Regions from separate parts of the Homo sapiens genome. Here region 1 is linked to region 2. Evidence: read pairs that join two places in POLR2A ChIA-PET (ENCODE). Cell type or tissue: CD4-positive, alpha-beta T cell. All regions are shown on one strand. Each heading gives the region's core, and the rest is flanking DNA. Links, peaks and the distances in the headings are about the cores only.

Evidence for each region. ChIA-PET counts read pairs that join two places held together with the same protein. Peaks named below come from ENCODE experiments on the same cell type or tissue, not always from the same donor. Only the 100,000 strongest peaks of a DNase experiment are listed, where the experiment ranks them.
Region 1: POLR2A ChIA-PET joins it to region 2 with 5 read pairs; 3 of 35 experiments call an interaction of 5 or more read pairs at or near these places.

The regions. Positions count from the first base shown.
Region 1 is chr2:26,202,164-26,209,856 of GRCh38, reverse strand. HADHA (hydroxyacyl-CoA dehydrogenase trifunctional multienzyme complex subunit alpha) reads left to right here. Exons shown (of 20, transcript NM_000182.5): 11 at 1-77; 12 at 5,661-5,795. It also overlaps a transcript of GAREM2 not described here. Among named protein-coding and RNA genes, the nearest start is that of GAREM2, 33 kb to the right of the region's middle. In CD4-positive, alpha-beta T cell, for the core only: no CTCF peak of the experiment used is centred there; no DNase peak of the experiment used is centred there.
Region 2 is chr2:26,295,546-26,303,238 of GRCh38, reverse strand. It overlaps LOC105374334 (a long non-coding RNA gene), which reads right to left and starts at 4,190. Exons shown (of 4, transcript XR_939853.3): 1 at 1-4,190. In CD4-positive, alpha-beta T cell, for the core only: no CTCF peak of the experiment used is centred there; DNase peaks (open chromatin) are centred at 2,908, 3,238, 3,558 and 4,338; H3K4me3 peaks cover 2,374 bases; H3K27ac peaks cover 2,185 bases.

The DNA of each region.
Region 1 (7,693 bases), core at 1,337-5,336, 92 kb after region 2:
AAGGCCTTGATGGGACTCTACCATGGTCAGGTCCTGTGCAAGAAGAATAAATTTGGAGCTCCACAGAAGGATGTTAAGTAAGTTAAACTCTACGTAGGAAGCCCTTGTGAATTTTACTGTGTGCAAAGTTCACAGAGGCTTTGAAGATCTACAGAGCTAGATCTGTATCTTAATTCAGTCTTGCCCTCAACTTCTTTCCTGAGCACATTTGAGCCCTTATGTCTACTAAAAACTTTTTGGCTTTCAAAGTTCTGCCTGTTCTGAGTTTTTTCCAAACCCCTCTGGTCATTCCTATAGAGGCTTTCTTGTCACATATTGATGTTGCCTAGAAGTCTGGTTTAGGTCCCCCTTCCCAAACCACACACTCCCTCTGCACTGTTCAATGATCATCTCTCTCCCTGTGATTTGAGATGTCATCTCTGGGAACTCACACTTCTTCCTCATTAAAAAACATAAAACCTCATTGTAATTGTTAAAATCTTGTCCTTCTTTTAGCTTACAACCTAAGTATTGGAAAGTCTGTTTGCCTCTTTCATGTGTATTGCCATAAGCCAGCCTTTTTCCATATTACGCTGCCTAATAGCTCTTCAGAGTCTATGTTTAATGATGCAACTTGTAGCTCTGTGGTTCTCAGCGTGGACAATTTTGCCTCCCAGGGGGACATTTGACAATGCCTGGGAACATTTTTGGTTGTCACAACTAGGGAGGGAGGGATGCTACTGGCATCTGTGGGTGGAGGCCAGGGATGCTGCTAACCATCCTATAATGCACAGATAGTCCCCACCATAAAGAAATATCCAGTTCGAAATGTCAGTAGTCCTGAGGTTCAGCTGTTCTAGCTGAACTGCTGTGGGGGATTTAAGAGAAGCAGCTAATGATACTGCCTTCTCCATCCTCTCACCTTTAATGAGATTACAAATACAAAATACAAAATAAAATGGATAAGAAGTCCGGGTGAAACAGGTAAGATTCTAACCAAGAGGGCTGATTTCCAATTAGAATCTGAAATACAACCTTAACTGCTTCTCTCAAACATTTAGTGACTGCTATCAATCCCATCTGAAGAGCCAATTGCATTTGTTCCACCTAACCTTGATAGTACCTTGCATTCGATGAGCAGGGTAAATTACTTCCATGTTGCAGGAGGAAAATTATGGCCACTTAAACCTGTATCTCTTTACACATTCTACAAAAATCAACAGATTAATAAGGAAAACAAAGCCACCCATTCCCTGTGCACGGCATAAATAGAAGGCAGAGAAGCATCCTGCAAAATTACAAAACCTAGATACACCAACTTCTACCCCTCCCCACCGTATCCCTCCATGTACACAAAGAATGCTGTCAATTAAAGAAACTGCACTTTGCAACAGAAGAGGGTACTCTTAAATTAAAAAACCTAGTGTCTTAATTTATTAACTCCAGACTCCTCCTGCCTGAGCATTTATTGTCGTATGGAGGTAGTATACATCTCCATGTAACAATAAAATACCCCTTGGAAAAGGTGGTATTGTGTAGTCAGTATGCAAAAAAGAAAGACAGCACCCACAAAAAGCTAATATAAGAAAAAAAGAGAAAATGAGAATCAGAATACTGAAGTTTATGAAAATTCTGTCCCCCAAAAAACAACCACAATGCAGAAGAAGACTATAACAGAACTTGATTTAAATATTCTTAAATCAGCATTTGCAAATCAGAAAAAAAACTGCCTTGAATCAAAAATTCAAAAACTCAGAACTAAATGGGCAGAAAAACAGGATAAATATAGGAGTTGACCTAACTTGGGAAAGACATTGAAGAAAAAGTTAGCATCATCTTAGAAATGAAGAATAAGCTATAAGATACCCAAGGCAAAATATGTTAAACTGAAAATTGAATAATGAACATTGTAGATAGGGTGTCCCCCTTCCTGCTTTCCCAGTTATCAGTAATTCTTCCACTATTATTTCTCTAGGCCCCTTCCCCCTTGCCTTGGATGATAACTGGAATTCCTTATCTATTGTCTCTTTACAAATTAATCTTTCATATGAATAACGCATTCCATCAGTTCTAATAAGTGAAGAGCAGTACTTATGAAAAAAAATACTGAGCTACAAATTAGTATACAGACAAGGTACCATGTTATGCATTCCTCAAATCACAACATTTCTGTGTAATCAACCCTCAAAAGTTCATGTCACCCAGCAGTTGGCTTATAAAGCATCGTGCACCATAGATGTTAGCCTGCTGGGTAATTACACAAGTGGGTCATTTCAAGGGTGCTGAAGATGTTTATTAGAAGGATTCCGTAGATTGTGAAGTGTGTTAATTTAACTCTACATTGTTGTAGACAAATATTAAACAACTATAAAGCCATCATGAAAATTTTGGTGTTAATGAAGCGGAGCATAACAGTTAAGAAATGAGTAATATTTTAGCTGTGGATTCTGTTATACCAAAAAAGCTTTAAACACAGTTTTAGATTTTACTATTATTGTTATTAACAGCTAAAGTTAACATTCCAGCAAATGCCCTCCCACCAAAAAAAAAAAAAAAAACCTACTAAATAATGCATTCTTTTTCTCCTTTCAAAAAAATTATCATAAATAAGATTATAAGATACTCTTTTGTGTTTATGGGATTTTTTTTGTTAGGGGAAAGGGGTGGGTTTGTTTTTTTAGAGACAGGGTCTCATTCTGTCACCCCGGCTGGAGTGCGATGGCATAATCACAGCTCACCATAACCTTAAACTCCTGGGCTCAAGCAGTCTTCCCACCTCTGTCTCCTGAGTAGCTGAGACTACAGGCACATACCACCACACCCGGCTCATTTTCAAATATTTTGTAGAGATGAGTTCTTGCTAAGTTGCCCAGGCTGATCTCAAAATTCTGGCCTCAAGCAGTCCTCCTGCCTCATCCTCCCAAAGCACTACGATTATAGGCATGTGCCACCATGCCTGGCCTATACTTATGGTATGTTTTAACATAAAAGGAATCCTTCTGTATGGATCCTGTAGCTTGCACTTTTTACTCAGTGATATGACTTGGAGATGTAGATTAGTACATATCAGGTAACTCCTTCCTTTTAATCCCCTGTTGACGAATTACTGGCTGTTACAATTTTTCATTACAAACATTATTATATAGCTGTTCATCACAGCATGTCATCTTGTGTATAAGTCCATCTCTGTAAAGTAGATAATGACGAGTAGAATTACTATGTTATACAGTATGCAGTTCTTGGTTTTAACAAAACCAAAGAACCCCCCCAAAAGTAGGACAAAGTATACTTCCGTGAACCATGCATGAACTAATTTTTTGTACATCCTAACTGATACTTTAAAATTTTTGGCCAGGTGTGGTGGCTTACGCCTGTAATCCCAGCACTTTGGGATTCCGAGGTGCGTGGATCACCTGAGGTCAGGAGTTCGAGACCAGCCTGGCCAACATGGTGAAACCCCATCTCTACTAAAAATACAAAAATTAGCTGGGTGTGGTGGTGGGCACCTGTAATCCCAGCTCCTCGGGAGTCTGAGACAGGAGGATCGTTTGAACCTGGGAGGCAGAGGTTGCAATGAGCTGAGATCGCACCGTTGTACTCCACCCTGGGCGGCAAGAGTGAAACTCCATCTTAAAAAAAAAAAAAAAAAAATTGCCAGTCTGATGCATCTCATTTTAATTTGCATTGCCCCAGTTATTAGGGAAATTGAACATCTTTTTATTATTATTATTATTTTCATAATAGAGATGAGGTCTCACTGTGTTGCCCAGGCTGGTTTCAAACTCCTGAGCTCAAGCGATCCTCCCTCCTAGGCCTCCCAAAGTGTTAGGATTACAGGCATGAGCTACCGTGCCTGGCTGAAATTGAGCATCTTTACTGACAATTTGTTTTGTTCTTTTATGAATTGCTTTATATCCCTTGCCCATTTTATTTCGTTGTCTTTTTAAATTGATATATGCATGTTCTGTTTTTCCAGTAGTATCCTTTGTCTGCTGTATATGTCACAAATTCTTCCCATTCTATGGTTGTCTTAATTTTGTGGGTTCATTTGTCAAACAGAATTTTTTTTTTTAAAAAAAATGGAGTCTCACTCTGTCACCTAGGCTGGAATGCAGTGGCACAATCAGCTCACTGCAACCTCCGCCTCCCAGGTTGAAGCAATTTTCCTGCCTCAGCCTCTTGAGTAGCTGGGATTACAGGTGCACACCACCAAACCCAGCTAATTTTTTTATTTTTGTATTTTGGTGAGGTTGGTCTTGAACTCCTGACCTTGTGATCTGCCCGCCTTGGCCTCTCAAAGAAAGAGCTGGGATTACAGGCGTAAGCCACTGTGCCCAGCCAAAACAGAAATTTTTAATTTTGATGTAGCAAATGTATCAGTCTTTTTTTTCAGTCCCTATTTTTTGTTTCTCTACTGTATTTTCTCATTGTCCTGCAATTACTTATCACTCACCATATAAATATTTGTACCATTACAAAGCTGCATTTAGAAGATGCTCCTAGGACTTGAAGTTAGATTTCCTTTTCAGGACTTTAGTATGATTTTTGAACATTACAATCAGAATGGTTAAGAATGAAACTTTATCCCTCATTTCAACTCTAATTTGGATAACAGTGCTGTAAACTTGGGCTTCTTTTATGAAGAGATTCTTTAAAAATTTTTCTTAGTTATTTACTATGGGAATATGGCAAATTATTCCAGAACTATAGGGAACTAAAATGAATAAGCAGATATGATCTCTGGTCCTCAAAAGGCTTAGAATTTAATTGAGGAGACAAATAATGGACACGAAGCCATTCCAGGATACTCTGGGGTAAATCAAGTCGTCCTGAGAAGTTCTAGAGGAATTCAGGGGCAAAAAAAGGTAGCAATGTGCATATGTGGAAGTGTTTAAGGAAGGGATAAGGTCTGGAAGCAAAGAGACCATGGAGGAGACTTTGAATTCATCCAGACGAGGAGTGATAAAGGCACAGATTTTGGGGGAAATGAAAGATTACACGATGGCTCACACCTGTAATCCCATCTCTTTGGGAGGCTGATGTGGGAGGATCATTTGAGGCCAGGCCAGGAGTTCGAGACCAGCCTGGGCATCATAGTGAGACCCTATCTACAAAAAAACTTAAAAATTAGCCAGGAGTGGTGATATGCACCTTTAGTCCGAGCTACTCAGGAGACTGAGGCAGAAGGATCACTTGTACCCAGGAGTTCAAGGCTGCAGTAAACCTAGGATTGCACCACTGCACTCCAGCCTGGGTAAGGGAGCAAAACCATGTCTCTCAAAAAAAGAAAGAAAGATGACTGGCAGATAGTCAAAATCACTAACAAATAAGTTGTTCAATAAGAAAAGAGGTTGGTCTTTTTGTTCGAAAAACAAAAATACTCATGTTGACTTAAATGTAAACTGGTTGTTTTGATTTCAGTGATTTCGAAGCATGATTGAAGATTAGTATAATTCTGTCTTCTTGGGTAGACCAGTTCTTTTAGACCTGGTGGGTTTTTGCACTTAACTTTTAAGATCAATCATTTATTAAAGCTGTGTTTTTAATAAATAAAAATTATTTGAAACACCTTATAGTTGTGCCTGCATTAGTTGGTTTATTGAATAACTTAGGCAATCTTCCACTTTGACTGAAATGATTAAGATCAGTTTACCGAAAGTCATTTCATCCTTGCCTTGCAGGCATCTGGCTATTCTTGGTGCAGGGCTGATGGGAGCAGGCATCGCCCAAGTCTCCGTGGATAAGGGGCTAAAGACTATACTTAAAGATGCCACCCTCACTGCGCTAGACCGAGGACAGCAACAAGTGTTCAAAGGGTAAGCCTGCTCTCTCTCTTTGCAAGAGTTAGAATGTCCTTTGTTTCTTGGTTAGTTGTTTTTTGTGGTGGCTTGGTGGGTTTTTTTGTTTGTTTGTTCTTGCCATCACGGATTCCTTTTTCCTGAACATAATGAGTTCTAGATACTCCGTAGTGAAGCCAAGTTTCTTTTGATTTTTAGAAATGCCAATTCCTTCTTTGACTTCGTTTTGTTATAGATATCATAGACAATTAACATCCTTGGAGTCTGTAGTCTTTGAATGCAGAAGGGAAAATCTTATCTAGTAGATACTTGTTAATGCCATTTTACACTTTCGTATCAGGCCTGCGGATTTTGATATAGTTTGCAGGTAATTGCTCTATTGTTAAGGATTATTCAAACAGCATGACTGTCTCTGTTGAGAAGACTGAGTGAGGTTAGGATGTAAGGAAATGGGCAGTAACTGCAGGGGGAAGGCAGGGCCGGGATCAGGACTCTTCAGACTTTTATTTCCTGACTGGCATTACAGAGAGAAGCCATGAACTGATCCCTCCACAGTGTCTGGGGCTTTACAGACTATCTCCATCTTACCTCTGAATTAATAAAGGGGGAATATTATTCCCCTTCCTCACCACCTGCCTCTCTCACCATCACACACATGCTGCCTGTTTTGCAGAGGGGAAGGTGGAGCAGCAGCTTGGCCAAATGGAGGGTTGGTTTGATCAGTTTTCTGCTCACATTTAATGGACAAGCTGGCTGCACTTAAAGCATCCTGCATGTGACTTTTAGCTGAGTGAGCTTTTTTGTTTCTTAAATGGATTAGATAGCTTAAGCATGTTGTTATCCCTTTTCTGCAGAGAAGCTCACATATTGCTGCCATAATGCTAACCAGGACCTGGCAGGTTTCATCGTGTTGGCAGATTATTGTAAGATAACAAGTTGTAGTAGAAGATTCTGACCAAAAAAATGATGTGTGCTAGATAGCAGCAGTGCCCTGAAACTAGCATGCAAGCATCCCAAACAGCATTCCATACCATCACCAAAGTAAGAAATTGTTGCTCTAAAATAGTTTCCTCCCCCAGTCTCTCTTGAATAGTGTCCTGGGTTCCCCTTTTCGTCTTAGAAACATCAGGTTCTGGCGAGTGCCGCTCACCACACTGCTGACTTGGGACAATAGTTCCTGTCCTCTCTTGGGAATAGTTTAATCAGGCATTAGAATTAGAGCAACTGATAATGTTTTGAATGCTGACAAGTATCTTGTTTGCTGACTGCTGTCATGATTGTCAAAAACAAAAGCTTTGAGCCCATACTTTTAAGACCTTATTTGATGTTTTTGTTTCTTTTGAGACAGTCTCACTCTATTACCGAGGCTAGAGCACAATGGTGCAATCTTGGCTCACTGCAACCTCTGCCTCCCGGGTTCAAGCGATTCTCATGCCTCAGCCTCACGAATAGCTGAGACTACAGGCATGCGCCACCATGCACAGCTGATTTTTGTTTTTCTTATAGAGACGGGATTTCACCATGTTGGTTAGGCTTGTCTTGAACTCCTGGCCTCAAGTGATCCGCCTGCTGCAGCCTCCCAAAGTGCTGGGATTACAGATGTGAGCCACCATGCCCAGCCCTTAAGACCTTCTTTGAATACTCCTTTGTATTTATCTTGTGGCCTTAATTTTGCTTTTGGTTAAGGAAATTAGTGAATGGGGTTTAGCTTCATTCTTCATTTAGAGGAAAACTGTAGGTAATTTATTCTGAAAGTGTGGTCAGACGGAATCTAAGAGAACCTGTTTCCCTTGGCGACGAAAAATAATCAGTTGAATGTCTGAATAACAGGAATCCTTTTCTGCTCCCTATGGGAAAAAAGAAACCTTGAGTTAATATTTTATGTAATCAGTGCAATGTGCTACTAGGTAATGAGT
Region 2 (7,693 bases), core at 2,322-6,321:
TCACCTCTTGTGTCTTTTTAGTTCCGGTGGGGAAGGCCTCAACCCACCCCGAGTAGGTGCAAACAAACACTAGCATATACTGGTAACCTCCTGCTCAAGGCAACTCGGTAAAGTCTATAAGCAGGTTCTCACAAGGCACAGCTCCTACTTCCTGAATTCCTGGAGGTTGAGTAGGTCCTCGTTTTGGATTACTCCGGGCACAAGATAGACATTGTTCACAAACAGCACGGGTCATGGCAGACAGCCATGGCACATAGAGATGCCAACCTATCCAAGTCTCTAGAGCTGTCCTTCCAATGTGTGTTCCTTGATGGATCTGCTTCACAAACCTTGGGGCTATTGTCTCTGGGATGGCTAGCCTCCTGTCAGAGCCACCATCCACCTTTAATATATTTTTTTGTTTCCTGACCAAACCAAGCTGTTTCACTTGAAGAGTAATTGGGTACCTCCGGCAAAGGGGGCTCTATAAGGAGAGGCGTTGCTATAGGTCTTTCTTCAGGTAAAGCCTTGCTCATTGATGCCCGCAGAGCCTCTAGGTCTGCCTTTCTGTTGCCCTGTGATTCATAGCTTTTTTCCATTTAGTGTTCTTTGCAATGAATGACAGCCACCTTTTCTGGAGCCTATATGGCTTCTAATAATTGCAAAATTTCCTCTTTATTTTTTTTTTTAATTTTTTTTCCTTTAGTAGTCAAAAGTCCTCTCTCTTTGCATGTTGCCCCATGGGCATGCAGGGTTGCAAAAGCATATCTTGAATCAGTATATATATTTACTTTCTTCCCCTTGTCCAATAACAGTGATCCGGTTAATGCTATTAATTCAGCCTTCTGAGCAGAAGTCCCAGAAGGTAAGGCTTGAGCCTCAACTGCTGAGTGTTGGGTCACTACGGCATACCCTGCATATCGTACCCCATCTGTTATGAAACTGCTACCATCAGTGAAGTATTCAACATCTGGGCTCTCCAAGGAGGATATCTCTGAGATCTTCCTGGCTCGAGAACACTTCATCCACCGTATTTAGGCAACAGTGGAGAAGGTCCTGCCAGCAGCGAGGCAACCTACCGTCCTTCCAGTCGGGTTCCTCCACAGGCAGCAGGGGAACTGGGTTCAAGGTATTTACAGTCTCCAGTGTTATCTGGGGATTTTTACACAGAAGCCCTTGATACTTTAGCATTCTAGAGTTGGACAGCCAATGATGTCCTCTTTGCTCCATTAAGGTGACTACAGCATGTGGCACCCGAACTATTAACTTCTGACCTAGGGCTAGCTTGTTGGCATCTTTTAGAAGGATTGCAGTAGCTGCCAACGCCCTGAGGCAGTGGGGCCAACCTAAGGCCACCAAGTCCAGTCTCTTGGATAAGTGTGTTACCGGCCGATGCTAAGAGCCCAGCTGAGTTACGACTCCGACTGCCATTCCCTTTCGTTTATTCACATACAAAAAAAGGGCTTTTTAATATCTGGCAACCTTAGCGCCGGGGCTTGGATGAGAGCTTCGTTTATATCTTTGAAGGCCTTTTCCTATTCCTTTTCCCATAGGAGGGGCTCTCTTTCTTTTCCTTTGGTAGCCTCATATAAGGGCTTTGCTATAAGGGAGAAGTTTGGAATCCAGATTCGGCAGAATCCCGCCGCACCTAGAAATTCCCTGACCTGTGGGTGGGCAATGCACCTACAGCCTCCTTGCGTGCACTTCCAAGCCTGCACTGGCCTTGGGATACCATGAATCTTAGCTATCCAACCTGCTGAAAAAAGACTTTTGCCTTGTCCTTGGACACTTTGTAAACTGGCCTGTATTCACCATTTGGCTTCTGCACAGGCAGCAGAGGAGTATTCCAGGAGGACTTGCATTTCAGTATAATCCTATGTTCACAGAGCCGATTTAAATGTTTCGTTATGCCATCAATTGCCTCTCTGGGTAGTGGGTATTGACGGACTTGTACCGGGGAACATAAGGGCTAAGCTCTACTACGACCGGGGGTCTGTTTGCAGCAAGTCCAGGGAGGTTGTGCTCGGTCCATACACCTGGTACCTTGAAAAGCATTCCCCGCATATTGTGTAGGTCCGCCTCCAGTGGCCTTCTGGCACACAGTTTATAGAGCCGCCATTTCTCAGTTCTTGAGACAGTTATAGTCAAAACCATTGCCTTAAACTTTCTAAACTCTAGTGTCATATTCTCTTTAGGTGTAAAGGAGATTTGTGCCTGCAGTTTCTGGAGTAAGTCTCTTTTCAACAAGGGCACTGGATAATTTGGCATATATAGAAACTCATGCTGCACTTTTTGTCCCCCAATAATACATCTCCTGGATTTGCAAAAAGGCCTCTTTTCTTTGGCGCCAGTAGCCCCTACGATAGTAGCACAGTTCTTTGTGGGGGGACTAATTGGTGAGTTACCACAGAGAAATCAGCACCAGTATCGACCAAAAAATCCATTAATTGGCCCCCTACTTCCATAGAGACTATAGGCTCCCCGGGGCCTAAAAGGATGGAGCCCGGTCTATCAGTCCTCTAAATTCTCAGCCCCCGCTAAGCCGATCAGATCAGGATCTGCCTTTGAAGCATGACAACTAGCAACCGAACGCTGCACTCGGGTGTTAGACCATTGACCATTTTCCTTATTCTTTTGACATTTATCCTTCTAGTGTCCTTTCCTTTTGCACTGTCCGCATTAATCTCTCTCTAGCCTCGGCCGGCTTTCAAACTCCTGTCCAGACTAGCCTTTTCCACGACTGTGTTCACGCCCACGTCCCTGCCTCCTTGCAAAGCCAGCTTCTCTTCCTGTAAGGGCTGCTGCTAGTAAATTAGCCTTTCTTAAGCCTCCGATCAGCTTTCTTTTTTGCCTCTTGATCTCAGTTAATGTACACCTTGGTAGCCACCTTAATAAGCTGAGTAGCATTCACGCCTACGGAGCTTCTAACTTCTGCAATGTATGCCGGATATCTCCTTGGGCCTGTCTTACAAATGCTGTATCCACCACGTGCTGATTTTCAGCAGCCTTAGAGTTAAACGGAGTGTACAACCAAAATGCCCACAAAGTCTTTTTTAAAACTGGTTGGTGCTTTTATCTGCACCCTGGAGCACCTCTGAGATTTTTTTTATATATATATATATATTGGTTACCTTTTTCTTTTACCATCCTTTAGCCTTTGGCAGAAGTGCTTCTCGGCAATTTTGTAGGGGTTGAAGCTGGACTGCATCATCTGGGTCCTAGTGGGGGTCCTTTTGTCCTCTTAAGAGGCATAAGCATAACTTGGGCACGGCCAGACCTGAGACGGCCTGCCTGACTTTTTTGTAACCTTTCACTTTAACTTCCTGGAGCTCTGATTTTTTCTTCTGGGAGCCTGTATTTCTTTGAACTTAACTCCTTAGGGGCAGTTAGCCTTGGTAAAGGGGGGTAGATTGGAATGTAGGGAGGAGGGGTCTTTATTCCCTTCTGTGGTTCTTGCAAAACCAGTTTTCTCTTTCCTGAGACTTTTCTTTTGTCTCCATAGTTCCTGGCACAGCTGATTTTTACTTTCACTTTTGGCTTTTACTTTTCACTTTTTACTTGTGGAGTTACAAGGCTCTGTGACTTTCCCTTTAACTCTGTAGCTGCCAGCACAGCTGGTGTCTCTCGCCATGAGCTGCGAGCGTTCTACAATAAACTGCTAGGCAGGGCTGCATTCATTTAGCCATGAATCAATACAAAGACTAGGTCTGAATGCCCTGGTGGTCCTCCAACCCTAGTCACCACCTTAAAACACACGGCCAATTTCTCTGTAGTGCCTTCGGCCAGTCGTCCAACACTAAAAGAGGGCTATTCTAATTCACAGTATGTCCTTAAATTTTGAGCATCCAGTTTCATCCCATAATCACCTCTAAATCCTTTTTAAAAATTTTTTTATCATGCACTCCAAAGGAGTTGGTTTCGACGCTTTTCCTCCCATTTCCTCCCTTGCGGCGCACTTTCACTCTCACTTTTACTCTCGGGTCCACCAGACTGGGTCCTATTACGGGAGTTTTGGACGCTGCTTAGCCAGGAACGTGCCTTCCCCTCTCACAGCCTGCTGCAGCGGTGGACCTGGTCCTATCAGCCGTATACAACGTTCTAGGTCTGGTTTCCCCCACACTGGCCTCGGAACACAACCCGCACTAAGGGATCTGTGCCTCCCCTCGTCACTCCCCGCGTTGGCCTCTCCCGAGACCATCTCTTTCACACACTTTCACACACCTCCCCTACCCCAGGACTCCTCATCGGATGAAACAGGCCTCTCCATGTGCCGGGTGAGCCTAGTTAGGCTCCCACATTCACACACATACACACACCACTCCTACCCCAGGACTCCTCATTGGACGAAACGAGCCTCTCTCATGTCCCGGGTAGGTTCACACGCACATACCCACTCCCAGTTCGGGTGGCAAGAGTGCCAGCAAGCTCTTCCTTGCTGCACTTGCCGCTCTATCGGCCTATTTTCTCCTTTCCACCTTATTAGTGGGGACACAAGCTTCATCCAAATTGGCAGGCCATTCCTGCCGCCCCCCAGCCACTCTGGGTTGGATTAGTGATTGGTCCCCGGGAGGTGATCAAGCTCCCCTTCGCCCCTATGAGACGGGCTTTCCTGCCTTGGGCCTTTTTTCCTTACCGTGGTTCCTGAAGTGCTGGTATCGTCCTGCAGCCCAGTCTCCGGTTCTGTTGCGCTGCCGGGCAGGGCACTGGGACGCGGGGAGAGCCAGTCTCCATCCAGGTGAAGCTCCCCCATGGCGCGCCTTGGATGCCGGGTCTCCCCGAGCCCCAGGGCCCTAAGTCCCCCAGGCAAAGGAGACAGTAAATCTGTCGTCTCCAGTTCCTGTACGGGCCACCAGAAATGCAGTGGGATAATTAAAGAATCAGAGAGACCGAGGGGTTGAGGAGGAATTATTCAATTATTTAGATGCACCGACCGAGTCGGATTAACATTTAAAGGACTGAGCCTTGAACAAAGAGTCAAGCTACCTTTTAAGCATTTTGTGGGGCGAGGGGAGATCTGTGCAGGGGGAAGCCTATTATAGAAACGAGAAGCAAAGACAGTTATTTAACTGAGACATGCATTATATTACTTTTTACTTTTTAAGGAACAACATGTTTTATGACTTGAGATTATCTGTCTAGTGACCTTACAGCTGCATAGCTAGAGAAACAGTCTTCACAATGCCTGGGAAAGGGAGAGAGAAGGCTCACTAGCCACAGAAAAACAGGCAGTTGATTTTAAAGGACTCCAGCTCTTTCTCTTCTTCAGGGGGAATTGGGTTTTTTACATGTAACTGAGTTTTTGCTCACACATTCTTTAATTTCTTTTAATTTCTGTTCCAATATAGCTAAGTAAAACAACAGCATTCCAGAACAGCATTATACTATGCAATTTTGGTCCCTATGTAACCGAATGCAGGTGTGGATGCTTGCTGCTTGCAGAGTCCAATTAACAAGAGCAAGGTCTGGTAGAAAGAAAGTGATTTCATTATCCAAAACTAGTAAAGGGGCCGGGCGCGGTGGCTCATGCCTGTAATCCCAGCACTTTGGGAGGCCAAGGTGGGCAGATCACCTGAGGTCAGGAGTTCAAGACCAGCCTAGCCGACATGGCAAAACCCCGTCTCTCCTAAAAAATACAAATATTAGCCAGGCGTGATGGCAGGCACCTGTAATCCCAGCTATTCGGGAGGCTGAGGCAGGGAGAATGGCTTTAACCCGGGAGGCGAAGGTTGCAGTGAGCCAAGATCGCACCACTGCACTCCAGCCTGGTGACAGGGTGAGACGCTGTCAAAAAAAACCTAGTAAAGGGAAAGCAGCCAGATTCCCATCCAAAGCAACCACTTCAATTTTTGAGGGGAAGGCAGGGGTTTAAAAAGGGAAAATTTGATAAGCAAGGCATTCAAGAACTGTGGTAAATACAACATATGTGTGTCTCGTTCTGGTGGCTCTCTTGGGTCCCAGTCCACCTGGTGTGTGGGCTGGCGTCATCTCAACAATGGCCAGGTTGTTAACTAGCTGCCTTGAAGTCATCTCTGGAATTTTGCAGCTGGGTCTCCAGGCTTGGTCTGTCTGTCTCAAGATTAGTGCCTGGAAGTTCTAGGAAGGCACAATTAGATACTAGTATACAATTAGATAAATGTGAAGGGAGTATATATCGTGAGAAAAGGAGGGTCATGGAGTCTGTTTTAAGGCTAAGGGAAAAGGTTTCTACAGTTTGCTTCCAGGTTATATCTTGAAATTCAAGACAAAAAAAAAGTTTTAAAATGCACTTTGAAGTTAAGCTGCCTGGTGACACATTTGTCCATACAAGTATGAGCGCCTCGAAAGGAAGAGATATCAAAGCATTATCAATGGGTAAGTGGGTATCTCTACTTGATTTTTCATTTTTTTCTACTCTATATTATTTGAGTTGTTCTTTGACAATGAGCATTTTTTATTATATATACATCATGAACTGATATTAAAGTCAAGCTGATTAACGTGTCCATCTCATCTTGTGTGTGTGTGTGTGTGTGTGTGTGTGTGTGTGTGTGTAATCAGATCCCTCGGACTTATTCATCCTATGTAACTGCAATAAACTTTTGTTTTTTCTTTTTTTTTGAGACAGGGCTCTCTCTGTCACCCAGGCTGGAGTGCAGCCTGGACTTCCTGGACTCAGGTGATCCTCCCACCTCAGCCTCCCAAGTAGCTGGGACTATAGGGACGTGCTGCCACATCTGGTTAATTTTTTCTTTTTTGTAGAGACAAGGTCTCACTATGTTGCCCAGGCTGTTCTCGAAAACCTGGGCTCAAGTGATCCTCCCACCTCGGCCTCCCAAAGTGCTGAGATTATAGGTGTGAGCCACCTCGCCCGGACAGCATGTATTTCTTACATTAGAAAAAAAATAAAATGAGAATCAGAAAAAATAAAATGAGAATCAGAAAAAATAAAATGAGAATCACTTGAACCTGGGAGGTGGAGGTTGCAGTGAGCCAAGATCACGCCATTGCACTCCAGCCTGGGCTACAGAACAAGACTGTTAAAAAGGAAGGAAAGAAGGAAGAGAGGGAGGGAAGGAGGAAGGGAGGAAGGAGAGAAAATGATTTTGGAAAAGTTCTCTTTAATATTTTGCATATTTAAAAGTATAAACTTGTGTGCTTGCTTTTCATTCCTCAAGAAAGACTAGCATTTGAGAGGCCTGGAGAAAAACACAACTGAGAAAGGCCAGGAGGAGAGGAGAGGCTCTGGAAAGGGGGAAGCAAAAAGGGCAGGAATTTTGGTCTGTTTTTTAATGGTTGTTGTAGCCTCAGCATCCAGAATAGTGCCTGACACATAAAAGTCACTCAATAGAATAAATAAATGAATAAACTATATAGAGTATAGAAAGAACATGCAGTTACTTAGAATCAGATACCATCAGAAGCAAACAACTGGGGAATAGGGGGAAGTTTGAACGAAAGATAAGGACAAATAAAAGGCTCTACTGCCAAATGATTAGTTGGTGGAGCAGAGGCTCTAATTACAGTGACAGCCTGGTTTAACTGTGGTATATACCCACAAGGGAATACTATGCAGCCTTAAAAAGGAAGGTAATCCTGTGACAAGCTACACTAGTGAACCTTGAGGACCTTATGCTGAGTGAAATAAGCCAGTCACAAAAGGACAAATTCTGTAGAGGCTGGTCTCAAACTCCTGGGCTCAAGCCATCCTCCTGTCTCAGCCTCCCAAAATGTTGGG